Linked DNA regions of Homo sapiens: region 2 is linked to region 1. A link is a loop called in an ENCODE intact Hi-C map of the cell type or tissue named here. Cell type or tissue: ascending aorta. All regions are shown on one strand. Links, peaks and the distances in the headings refer to the core of each region. The heading gives the core; the rest is flanking DNA. Region 1 overlaps CDKL4 (cyclin dependent kinase like 4). Region 2 has its middle 43 kb from the start of SOS1.

Region 1 (5,381 bases), core at 271-5,270:
AGGAAATCGAATTCATTCCCCCTCAAAAAAGCAGCACTGTAAAAAATAGTATGTCAGTAGTCATTATATCCAGGTAAACATTTTTCTCCATTGTATATTTTTATGGTGGCAAGTGGAAGTAGATTATTTCTTTCACCATTGAGATAATCTGTAGTTGGAAAAGACAATATTATTAGAGAAGTTTTAAAAAATGTGTACTCATTTGAAACAAGAGAAATTTACAAGTAGTCAACTTTTTCACTTGACATTTTGTTAATACCAAGACCTGGATAAAGTGGTTCTTCGAATTATACATTCTTTTTGTTTGTTTGTTTGTTTGTTTGTTTTTGTTTTTGAGATGGAGCCTTGCTCTGTCTCCCAGGCTGGAGTGCAGTGGTGCGATCTCAGCTCACTGCAACCTCCACCTCCAGGGTTCAAGAGATTCTCCTGCCTCAGCCTCCTAAGTAGCTGGGATTACAGGCCTGTGCCACCACACCCGGGTAATTTTTTGGTGTTTTTAGTAGAGACAGGGTTTCACCATGTTGGCCAGGCTGGTCTCGAACTCCTGACCTCAGGTGATCCACCTGCCTCGACCTCCCAGAGTTCTGGGATTACAAGTGTGAGCCACTATGCCTGGCTGAATTATGCATTCTTTTGCACTTAACTGAGAGGCTGTGTAATGTAGTGATTAAAATTGTGTTCTTTGAAATCTCACTCCGTGGGTTCTAATTCTGTATTACCTTCACTGTGTCTTTTCTCATCTGTATAATTGGATAAAAATAACACCTACTTCATAGAATATTTGTGCACATTCTATGTAATTTGTATAGAACAATGTTAAGTGCCATTATTATTGTAATTGTTATTAGGTTATATTAACAAGATTCTGCTGGATAAAGTGGGGTGGGGTTTTTGAGACTAATTAGAATTTTTCTATTTTTAATTCTTAGACTGATTTATTTAAATATGTTGGCCTTAGTCATCATGTAATATTTAATTCGGTCACCAAAACATTCATTCAAGAATGGATGACACAAAACAGAAAAACCCAGTATTTCCATAGAAATCACTAGAGATGTGAAAGAATTCATAAGAATGAATGCTTTCTTTGTGTTTATTATTTTCTTTTGGGGCTAAGAACTTAAGAATCTGTTCTTCCATGAAAATAAAAGCTAGGAGCAATAAATACCCTAAAAGGATTCTGTTATTGTTTTGTGTTTTTCAGACAGAGTTTCACTCTTGTTGCCCAAGCTGGAGTGCAATGGCACAATCTCAGCTGGGTTCAAGGGCCTCCTGAGTAGCTGGGATTACAGGCATGTGCCACCACACCTGGCTAATTTTGTATTTTTAGTAGAGATGGGATTTCTCCATATTGGTTAGGCTGGTCTTGAACTCCCAACCTCAGGTGATCCACCCACCTTGGCCTTCCAAAGTTCTGGGATTACAGGCTTGAGCCACTGTGCCTGGCCTGTTATTGTTTTTAAAGACTGCTTTGTTCAATGGCCCACGCTCTTTCTTCTCTCCACCAGGTGGAAGTATAGCACTTTTTGTACCATGTCTTCTTACACAACTCCTCCTAGTCATTGTGTATGCACTTGGGTTAGAAGAGAAAAGATAAACAGCATATTCCAGAGTATGAAATGTTCCTTCAGCTGGATTTTACAGCATCATATTTCAGTTGTTTGCTTGAGCATAATGAAAACAATAGATGGGATAAGTTTCCTTTCCACAAATTCTTTTAGTTCAACTGAGGTCAACATAGAACCATTGTCAGAAATAGCATATGAAATCTTTTGATAGCTGGAAGAGCTGCAGAGGACTAAACTAAACTAACAAAATAATATCCAAATATTTTTAAGTGGATTTCCAATTAATTGATGAATATAAACCTTTGGCATGTGGACAAATTGGTTGTATATAACCTGTGAGAACATTGTCTTTTATAGCTTGATTAAGGCAAGTCTACCTTATTTTCCAGGTGCAGCATTGTACTGCAAGTCAATCGATACAATAATTTAAGTCACTTCAGCTATAATGGAAAAGTATGAAAAATTAGCTAAGACTGGAGAAGGGTCTTATGGGGTTGTATTCAAATGCAGAAACAAAACCTCTGGACAAGTAGTAGCTGTTAAAAAATTTGTGGAATCTGAAGATGATCCTGTTGTTAAGAAAATAGCACTAAGAGAAATACGTATGTTGAAGGTAAGTTAACTTTATATATATGTAAAATATCATGGAATTGAGTGAAATATGCATGTTAAAATTGCAAAGAATTTTAAAGTTATTTTCCCCCCATTGGACTTAAATTCCTTTGTATCAGCACCTTTGGGTAATAAGTTGATTATCACTTTGGACTTCGGCCACTCTGATTTTGTCTGTGTATGAATACAGCTATAGATTGTTATACTGAAAAGAACTTTTATTCTTGTTAGTAAATATCCTAAGTCCACTCACCCCAGTGTTTACGCTCGCCCCCAACCCTGGCCCTCCTCTGGATATCCCTCCAAATACTTCCCCTACCAACCAGCAACTAAAAGAGCACCTCCTGGCACAGAGAGTCAGTCCCACAGGACCGCACCAATGCCCTGGTAGGCATCGACATGCGTTGGTTCCTGCCTGCACTGCACCCCAGGTTCTTAGACATACTGAATAGCACCCCCGGTAACGTACACATTTTTTACATAAAGGTTTTTGTTATAATTGTTTTCACTCTGATAAGATTTGACATGTAAGATTCCTAAGTTCTCAATGTAAATTTTTTCTTACGCTAAATATCTTACAGTTTTAGATCTATAAGCGACCGTAGAGATGCTTCTTATCTAACAACCATATTTTCCGCAGAGGAAACGGAGGTCTGGGGCAGCACTTCTCAAATGTTAATATGCATTGGAATCCCCGGGGACCTTGTTGAAATGCAGATTCTGAGTTGGGAGGTCTGGGGTGGGCCCGAGATTCTGCATTTCTGAGTACGCAGGAAGTGCGGAAGCTGCTGGTTTGTGGGCTACACATTATGTGACAAGACCCTGTGATTTCAAGGACACACAGGCAACCTTCATTTTTGACACGTCGTCTGTTTTTAGAAAATCCCCAGAAATTCAGTTTGTAAGGGAGGATAATAATTATCACTAATAATTATCATGTTTTCTCTCATTTTCAAATATTATTTCCCACAGGTTTCCTCAACTAATACACACTAGGGTTTTGTTTGAAATATAACTTGATACAGTCTTCAGGAACACATCCATCATGATAAAAAAAAGTTCACTCTTACCTCTCAGCCAGCAGAGGGCGCGCCGGTCAGCTAGCCAGCTCTGGCACCCTCACTGAGCTAAGCTGCAGGGCGGGTCTGAACCAAGCAGTGTGGCTTTCTAATAAAAATAATGCTTTTACCTGTCAGCCTCTCCGTCCCAAGTCTTCAGATAAAGTTAATGCTCAGGTAGTACCTTCTGCATTACAAGTGCCCAACTGGAGAATGAGGCTGTAAGGTAAAAACTAGCCTGATTATGACTCAGCTTGGTCTCTGATGAAGGCCCTCAGAATGTCAGAACGTCCATCTTTCTGCTTTTGGTATGTTGTGTCCATGTAGGTCCTGAACAGCTCCTTCTGTGATCAGTCGACCTTCCTTTCCTCACATAGTCTTGTTATTTAAATTGCTTGCCTCTCTGTCCTTACCACCTGTTTTTCTTTAGGCAAGTTACTGTTTTCCTGGGCTAGGTTAACTTCATTTGCAAAGGCGGTATAAATTGCTGACCTACCCAAAGACAGGAGATTGGACCAGGTTTAACCTTGACATTGCATCAAACTGTAGTATCTGTAAATCTTTTACTCCCCTAGTAGAGATCCTGCTTTGCTTCCATACTGTGGTTTTGCAGCGGCACAAAGCCACTGGCTTTTTAGATGACCTAGTCTCTTCCACTCTTTGCCTTTCTGCTCTTTTAGGCAGTGGAGCACATAGAAAACAAATTGGTTTGGTGCTTTGGGCTTCTCTCTTTTTTTTCCCTTAGAGAGATGGGGTCTCAGTATGTTGCTTAGGCTGATCTCGAACTCCTAGGTTCACGCGATCCTCCTGCCTCAGCCTGGGCATATTTTTAATGTATAATGGATTCTCTTTTCCCCAGCTGTGGAGCAGCAGGCACACAGTTTTAGGGTGACATTTGTTTTGGTCAAGCCATGCTTACGTTAATAGATACTGAGGTAGAGGCATGCATTGTGAGTCTCTGTACCTAAAATTTTCTACTGGGCCTGTTATTTGTTGAGCTTCTACTATATGCAAAATGCTGTGTTCTCTCTCAGTATCTTTCTGGGTAAATGGAAGAGAGTTTGGAAAGTTGATTTGTCTACTATACTGGGAAAACAACAGGGAAGATGGGTTAGGAATAAGAGTGATCATGTATCCTGATTTGCCCAAGAGAGTTCTGCTTTATAGTTTTTGTCCCAGTGTCCTGCCTGGTTCACATCCCCTTTCAAAAGTGTCCTGGTGTGGCCAGGCCCAATGGCTCACGCCTGTAATCCGAGCACATTGAGAAGCCGAGGCAGATGGATTGCTTGAGGTCAGCAGTTTGAGACCAGCCTGTCCACGTGAGACCAGCCTGTCCAACATGGTGAAACCCCATCTCTACTAAAAATACAAAAATTAGCCAGGCGTGGTAGCACCCACCTGTAGTCCCAGCTACAGCAAAGGCTAAGGCATGAGCATCACTTGGAACCAGGAGGCGGAGGTTGTAGTGAGCCGAGATGGCGCCACTGCACTTCAGCCTGGGCGACAGAGCAAGGAAAAAAAAAAAGTGTCCTGGTGTGTATGCTGAATTATGTGGTCACCCTAGTTACAGACGGAGTGACCATATGTGCTGGTTTGCCTACGATAGTCCTGGCTTCTACCCATTACCCTAGTTTGGAAGATAAAATTATCTAATCGCTGTAGTGATGGTCTGTCCTACCTAATCAGCATTTTTCCTTGGGTTTGCGATATTAAACAGAGGCTGTCTTGTGAAATGCGTCAGTTTGGGAATAGAATTTAACACACAAAATATCTATGCATAAGAGAGAACAACAGAATCAAAGAACAATGCTGAAAATATATAATATATATTATATATATATAATATATATAATATATATATAATATATATAATTTATATAAATATAAATAAGTAAATTTAAAACACAGACTAATTGTGGGGACTTCTAGAATAGACAGTTTATTCCGATTTGATGGTTAGGAACAAGTATTACTGGGAGTCAACACTAGAATCCAGACTGGATTTAAATCCATAAAATCCATGGCAATATGTAAGCTGAGTGGATATTGATTATTTTTATAGTCCTTAATAATTTCATTTCCTCAATTTTCTACTCAGGTTATTTTATGACTTGTATATATAGAATTTCCATAAAATACATAA
Region 2 (5,381 bases), core at 207-5,206, 64 kb after region 1:
GGTGATGCTGTGCCATTTCTGGACCTAGCCCTTGGAGGGCCTGGCAGCTTCTGTTCCCTCTCTCTAGGGAAGCCAGCTCCCCTGCTGCAAAAGAGCTTAGGCTGGACTATTAAGATACCACATGGAGAGAGACAGAGACCCTTGGAGAAGCACTTAAAGGGCCAGACACATGAGTGAAGCCTTCCTGGACCTTCCAACTCCACGTAGCCACCCGCCGAGTATAGGCAAACAAGGGTCCCCAGCCAGCACCAAGTGGAATAGGTTAACTGCCCAGCCGAGCCTAACCAACCCACAGAATTGTGAGATATAATAAATCGTTGTTTTAAGCCACTAAATTTTGGGATGATTTGTTATGCAGCAATACATAACTGAAACAGAGTGTCAGTATATATATATATATATATATATATATATATATATATATAATTTTTTTTTTTTTTTTTTTTTTTGAGACAAGAGTCTCACTCTGTTGCCCAGGCTGGAGTGCAGTGGCACAATCTTGGCTCACTGCAACCTCTGCCTCCCAGGTTCAAGCAATTCTCCTGCCTCAGCCTCCCAAGTAGCTGAGACTACAGGCACACACCGCCACCCCTGGCTAATTTTCTGTATTTTAGTAGAGACGGTTTCACCGTGTTGCCCAGGCTGGTTGCAAACTCCTGAGCTCAGGCATTCCACCCGCCTCGGCCTCCCAAAGTGCTGGGATTACAGGCGTGAGCCACCGCGCCCAGCCAAAACAGAGTATGTTTTTAGATTGCATTACAATTGAACACATTCCCAAATAATATGCACAGTTAAGATAAGGCGTAAGATCTGATGTTATTTAACCTAGAACTCTAAGTACATTCCAGGGAGTCTGTCCCCACCACCTACCCAGTCAAGGCTGCTATACTTCCAAGGGTCTCATAAAACATGTGTAAGCACCATATAGGGGAAATCTAAAGCAGTGTATTAAAGAAATGGTCCAAACATTGTATTTTACCAAATATATGAACACATGCTAGAAATTCGCTCAAGTTTGCTGGGTGCGGTGGCTCACACCTGTAATGCCAGCACTTTGGGAGGCCAAGGTGGGCGGATCACAAGGTCAGGAGATCGAGACCATCCTGGCTAGCACAGTGAAACCCCGTCTCTACTAAAAATATTTAAAAAAAAAAATTAGCCAGGCGTGATGGCGGGCGCCTGTAGTCCCAGCTACTCGGGAGGCTGAGGCAGGAGAACGGCGTGAACCTGGGAGGTGGAGCTTGCAGTGAGCCGAGATCTCGCCACTGCACTCCAGCCTGGGCACAGAGTGAGACTACGTCTCAAAAAAAAAAAAAAAAAGAAAAAAGAAATTTGCTCAAGTTTTTACAGTGGCCTAAAAGGAAACTTCCATTTTTGTTTTTTTCTTTTTTAAGGAACAGGAGTCTCAAGGGCCGGGCGCAGTGGCTTACGCCTATAATCCCAGCACTTTGGGAGGCTGAGGCAGGTGGATCATGAGGTCAGCAGTTTGAGACCAGCCTGACCAACATGGTGAAACCCTGTCTCTACTAAAACATACAAAAAAATTAGCTGGGCATGGTGGCGGGCACTTGTAATCCCAGTGAATTGGGAGGCTGAGGCAGGAGAATTGCTTGAAACCAGAAGGCGGAGGTTGCAGTGAGCCAAGATTGTGCCACTGCACTCTAGCCTGGGCAACAAGAGCAAAATTCAGTCTCAAAAAAAAAAAAATTGAAGGAACAGGAGTCTCAATATTGTTGCCCAGGCTGGCCTTAAACTTCTGGGCTCAAGTGATCCTCCCACCTCAGTCACCCAAGTAGCTGGGCATGGCTTTTTTTTTTTGTAGAGACGGGGGTTCTCACTATGTTGCCCAGGCCAGTTGAACTCCTGGCCTCAAGCTCTCCTCCTGCCTTAGCCTCCCAAAGTGCTGGGATTACAGGCGAGAGCTACCATAAGCGCCCTCATAGAATTTTTTTTAATGCAGTAGTTGCCATGTTCCCTCCCAAAGAAGCATGAAACCTCATCTTACTCAATTGCTTGTATCTTCCATTTGGTGGTTTTTACATTCCTAATATGAAAAGGCTCTTATCTTACAGCAAAAAAAATATGTCAGGTTATTTTCTTTACACCAATTTAGTTCATTGACGCTCTTTGAAAAAGTTTGCTTATTGTTTAGCAAACACTATCACCTGGAGAAAATCAGCCCTCAATGGATACGCAGCCACCGAGAGGAAACAGCCTAACAAACTTAACCTGAAAGACATAAGACCTCACCAGAAAACTTGAAGAAAACACCAACAGGAACATCATGAAATAAATCTGACTGTGACTCCAAGAGATCTCCTGAGGGATTGGAATGATCAGAGATAGAAGAGTTGGCTGGGGTGGTACCACTAAGTTTTGAAGAAAAAATATTTTTGGTTTGGAAGACACAAAACGAATTTAATGTTGTGTCTATTAGACAGTCATTGTGTTTCTTATAGTGATTAGCTGTAAAAAAAAACAATTAGGGAAAGAATAGGAGATCTGGGCTAGAACCACAAATTTTTTTTTTTTTTTTTTTTTTTCAGACAGGGTCTCACTCTGTCACCCAGGCTGGAGTGCAGTGGCGTGATTTTGGCTCACTGCAACCTCCGCCTCCTGGCTCAAGCCATCCTCCCACCTCAGCCTCCTGAGCAGCTGGGACTACAGATGCACACCACTATGCCCAGCTAATTTTTGTATTTTTAGTAGAGACAGGGTTTCACCATGTTGCCCAGGCTGGTCCTGAACTCCTGAGCTCAAGCTATGTGTCCACTTCGGCTTCTCAAAGTGCTGGGATTACAGGCGTGAGCCACAGCACTCAGCCCAGAAACACAAATCTTAATTAAAGCTGTATATTCTGGCCACTAAAATCATATGAGCAATTTATTTTCCTGAGACAGTGAGGAAGTGCTATGAGTAAGAAGAAAATTCAGTTCTAATCCTTGAGAAATAGTTGTAGTGAAAAAAATAGAAAAGGAACCATTAGAAGTACTAGCTGGTGGCCAGGGGTGCTGACTCATGCCTGTAATCCCAGCACTTTGGGAGACTGAGGCCACCAGCTTGGGCAACGTGGTGAGACCCCATCTGTACGAAAGATGAAAAAATTAGCCAGGCATGGTGGCACACACCTGTAGTCCCAACTATTAATACTAGGGAGGCTAAGGTGGGAGGATGACTTGAGACCAGGAGATGGAGGCTGCGGTGAGCTGTGATCAAACCACTGCCCTCCAGCCTAAGCAACAGAGCAAGACCCTGTCTCAAAAAAAGAAAAGAAAAGAAAAGAAAGTACTAGCTAGAAAGAATCCATGCTTATGGCAGGGTGTGGTGGTGCCCACCTGTAATCCCAGCACTTTGGGAGGCCCAGAAGGGTGGATCACTTGAGGTCAGGAGTTCAAGATCAGCCTGGCCAACATGGTGAAACCCCATCTCTACTAAAAGTACAAAATTTAGCTGGACATGGTGGTACACACCTGTAATCCTGGAGGTTGCACTGAGCTGAGACTGAGCCACTGCACTCCAGCCAGGGCGACAGAGCGAGACTCTGTCTCCAAAAAAAAAAAAAAAAAAAATCCCTACCTGTTATTTATCTTGAAGAAGTCCCCATTTCAAGATCTTTTTTCCGCTGTTCCTCCTTCCTCTTTCCTAATTAATCTCCTCTCCAGCTAATATCTACTTTTCTTGGATTTGAATGCCTTTCCTATTCATCAGTTTCATCCTTCATCCAATCCCCAGTATTCTACTCTCTGCTCTGACAAAGACCAGTTCCATTATCCAATTTCCTTCTTCCCAAATTTGCTAATCTCCCCCTTCTACTACCTACAATTTCCAGATCAGAGAAAATCACTCCATATTTAATTGTGTCTAATATAAGAACTCCCTGTAAAAACCAGCACTATTTTATATAAACTACATTTGAAAATAACCTTAGGTTGAATTCAAATAAATCCCTACAATATATTTTAAAGATTGATATCTCTCTGGATGCTGTACACCTTCTTATTTTTAAAGGTAATCCCATTTGGGAAAAACAATCCCTCACCAAAATTGACTCCATCAAATATTCCCTCTAAATTATGGGTTCTTGTCCAGGCAAAGTGGCTCACGCCTGTAAACCCAACACTTTGGGGGGCTGAGGTGGGCGGATCAGTTGAGGTCAGGAGTTCAAGACCAGCCTGGGCAACATGGTGAAACCCTGTCTCTACTAAAAATATAAAAATTAGCCAGGTGTGGTGGTACATGCCTGTAATCCCAGCTACTTGGGAGGCTGAGGCAGGAGAATCGCTTGAACTCAGGAGGTGGAGGCTGCAGTGAGCCGAGATCGTGCCACTGCACTCCAGCCTGGGCAACAGAGCAAGACTCTGTCTTAATTAATTAATTAAGCATTCTTAGTCATGAATTGACTTCAAGGCATTCATTGGAATTCCCCTCTTCAATTTCCAAATACAATTTCCAGATGTAACCCAAGGCTGCTACCGCCCCAAACTCCTGAGAGCTCTACTGGGTTCACACCCTGAGAGCTCAGAGTACTTCCCACCTACAACAAAGTGTCTGCATACCAGCTTGCTTTTCCCTTCTTGTTGAGCCCTTTTTGACTTGAAATTGAGCAAGACCATAACTAAATCTGCACTATTGACTGGTTGGCCTAGAAGAGACTAAAAATCCCTTTCTCGTTCTGCTTTAAATATTTAACATTTAAAAATTAGAATGTAATTAGAAGTTAGAGTTTCAAAGCAATCCCACTGAGAAGATTAGGGAGATTAAGTACCAGTTTTAAAGGGATAGCTTTCCCAAGAGCTGTTTGTCATCGGTATGCTGAGAAAATGGATGTGGGGCTGGGGCGATGGGACTGTTGGGTGACCAGAGGACAACAGGAGGGTGCTGGGGCTTTTCTTAGGGGTTGGGATTGGAGGGCACCACAAGAGAGAAACAGAGAAGCTGGAAATTTGCCTATAGCAAACCGTGTCTGCTTTGGAAATTTACCAACTCAGACCTTGGCCATCTGTTCTTCCAAAGAAATCCATCAAAGCAGTGTAGGAAAGTGGAAAACACCTTGGCTGGGATCTAGGGCCACCTCTGCTACCTAACCTCACGGCATTGGGTATGTCTGCTTCTCTCGCTGGCCCCTCAGTCTGTAACAAGGGGTATGGAGCTACATTAGATGATTTTAAGGATCCTTCCAGCTAAGACACTTTGTGAAACGACATAACAGGCCGGGGCAGTGGCTCACGCCTGTAATCCTAGCACTTTGGGAGGCCAAGGTGGGTGGACCACTTGAGGTCAGGAGTTCGAGACCAGCCTGGTCAACATGGTGAAACCCCATCTCTATAAAAAATACAAAATTAGCCGGGTGTGGTGGCCAGTGTCTGTAATTTTAGTTACTC

What was found. Hi-C counts contacts between places; a loop is a spot of excess contacts. Peaks named below come from ENCODE experiments on the same cell type or tissue, not always from the same donor. Only the 100,000 strongest peaks of a DNase experiment are listed, where the experiment ranks them.
Region 2: a loop joins it to region 1, with 2.8 times the contacts of the local background. A loop is called at or near these places in 4 of 110 quality-filtered maps.

The regions. Positions count from the first base shown.
Region 1 is chr2:39,226,165-39,231,545 of GRCh38, reverse strand. CDKL4 (cyclin dependent kinase like 4) reads left to right here. Exons shown (of 10, transcript NM_001397900.1): 2 at 1,958-2,181. The coding sequence starts at 2,014. Among named protein-coding and RNA genes, the nearest start is that of CDKL4, 15 kb to the left of the region's middle. In ascending aorta, for the core only: CTCF peaks have their summits at 1,491 (motif pointing right) and 3,258 (motif pointing right); DNase peaks (open chromatin) are centred at 1,465 and 3,285; H3K4me3 peaks cover 868 bases; H3K27ac peaks cover 356 bases.
Region 2 is chr2:39,161,859-39,167,239 of GRCh38, reverse strand. No RefSeq gene overlaps it. Among named protein-coding and RNA genes, the nearest start is that of SOS1, 43 kb to the right of the region's middle. In ascending aorta, for the core only: no CTCF peak of the experiment used is centred there; a DNase peak (open chromatin) is centred at 3,012; H3K27ac peaks cover 864 bases.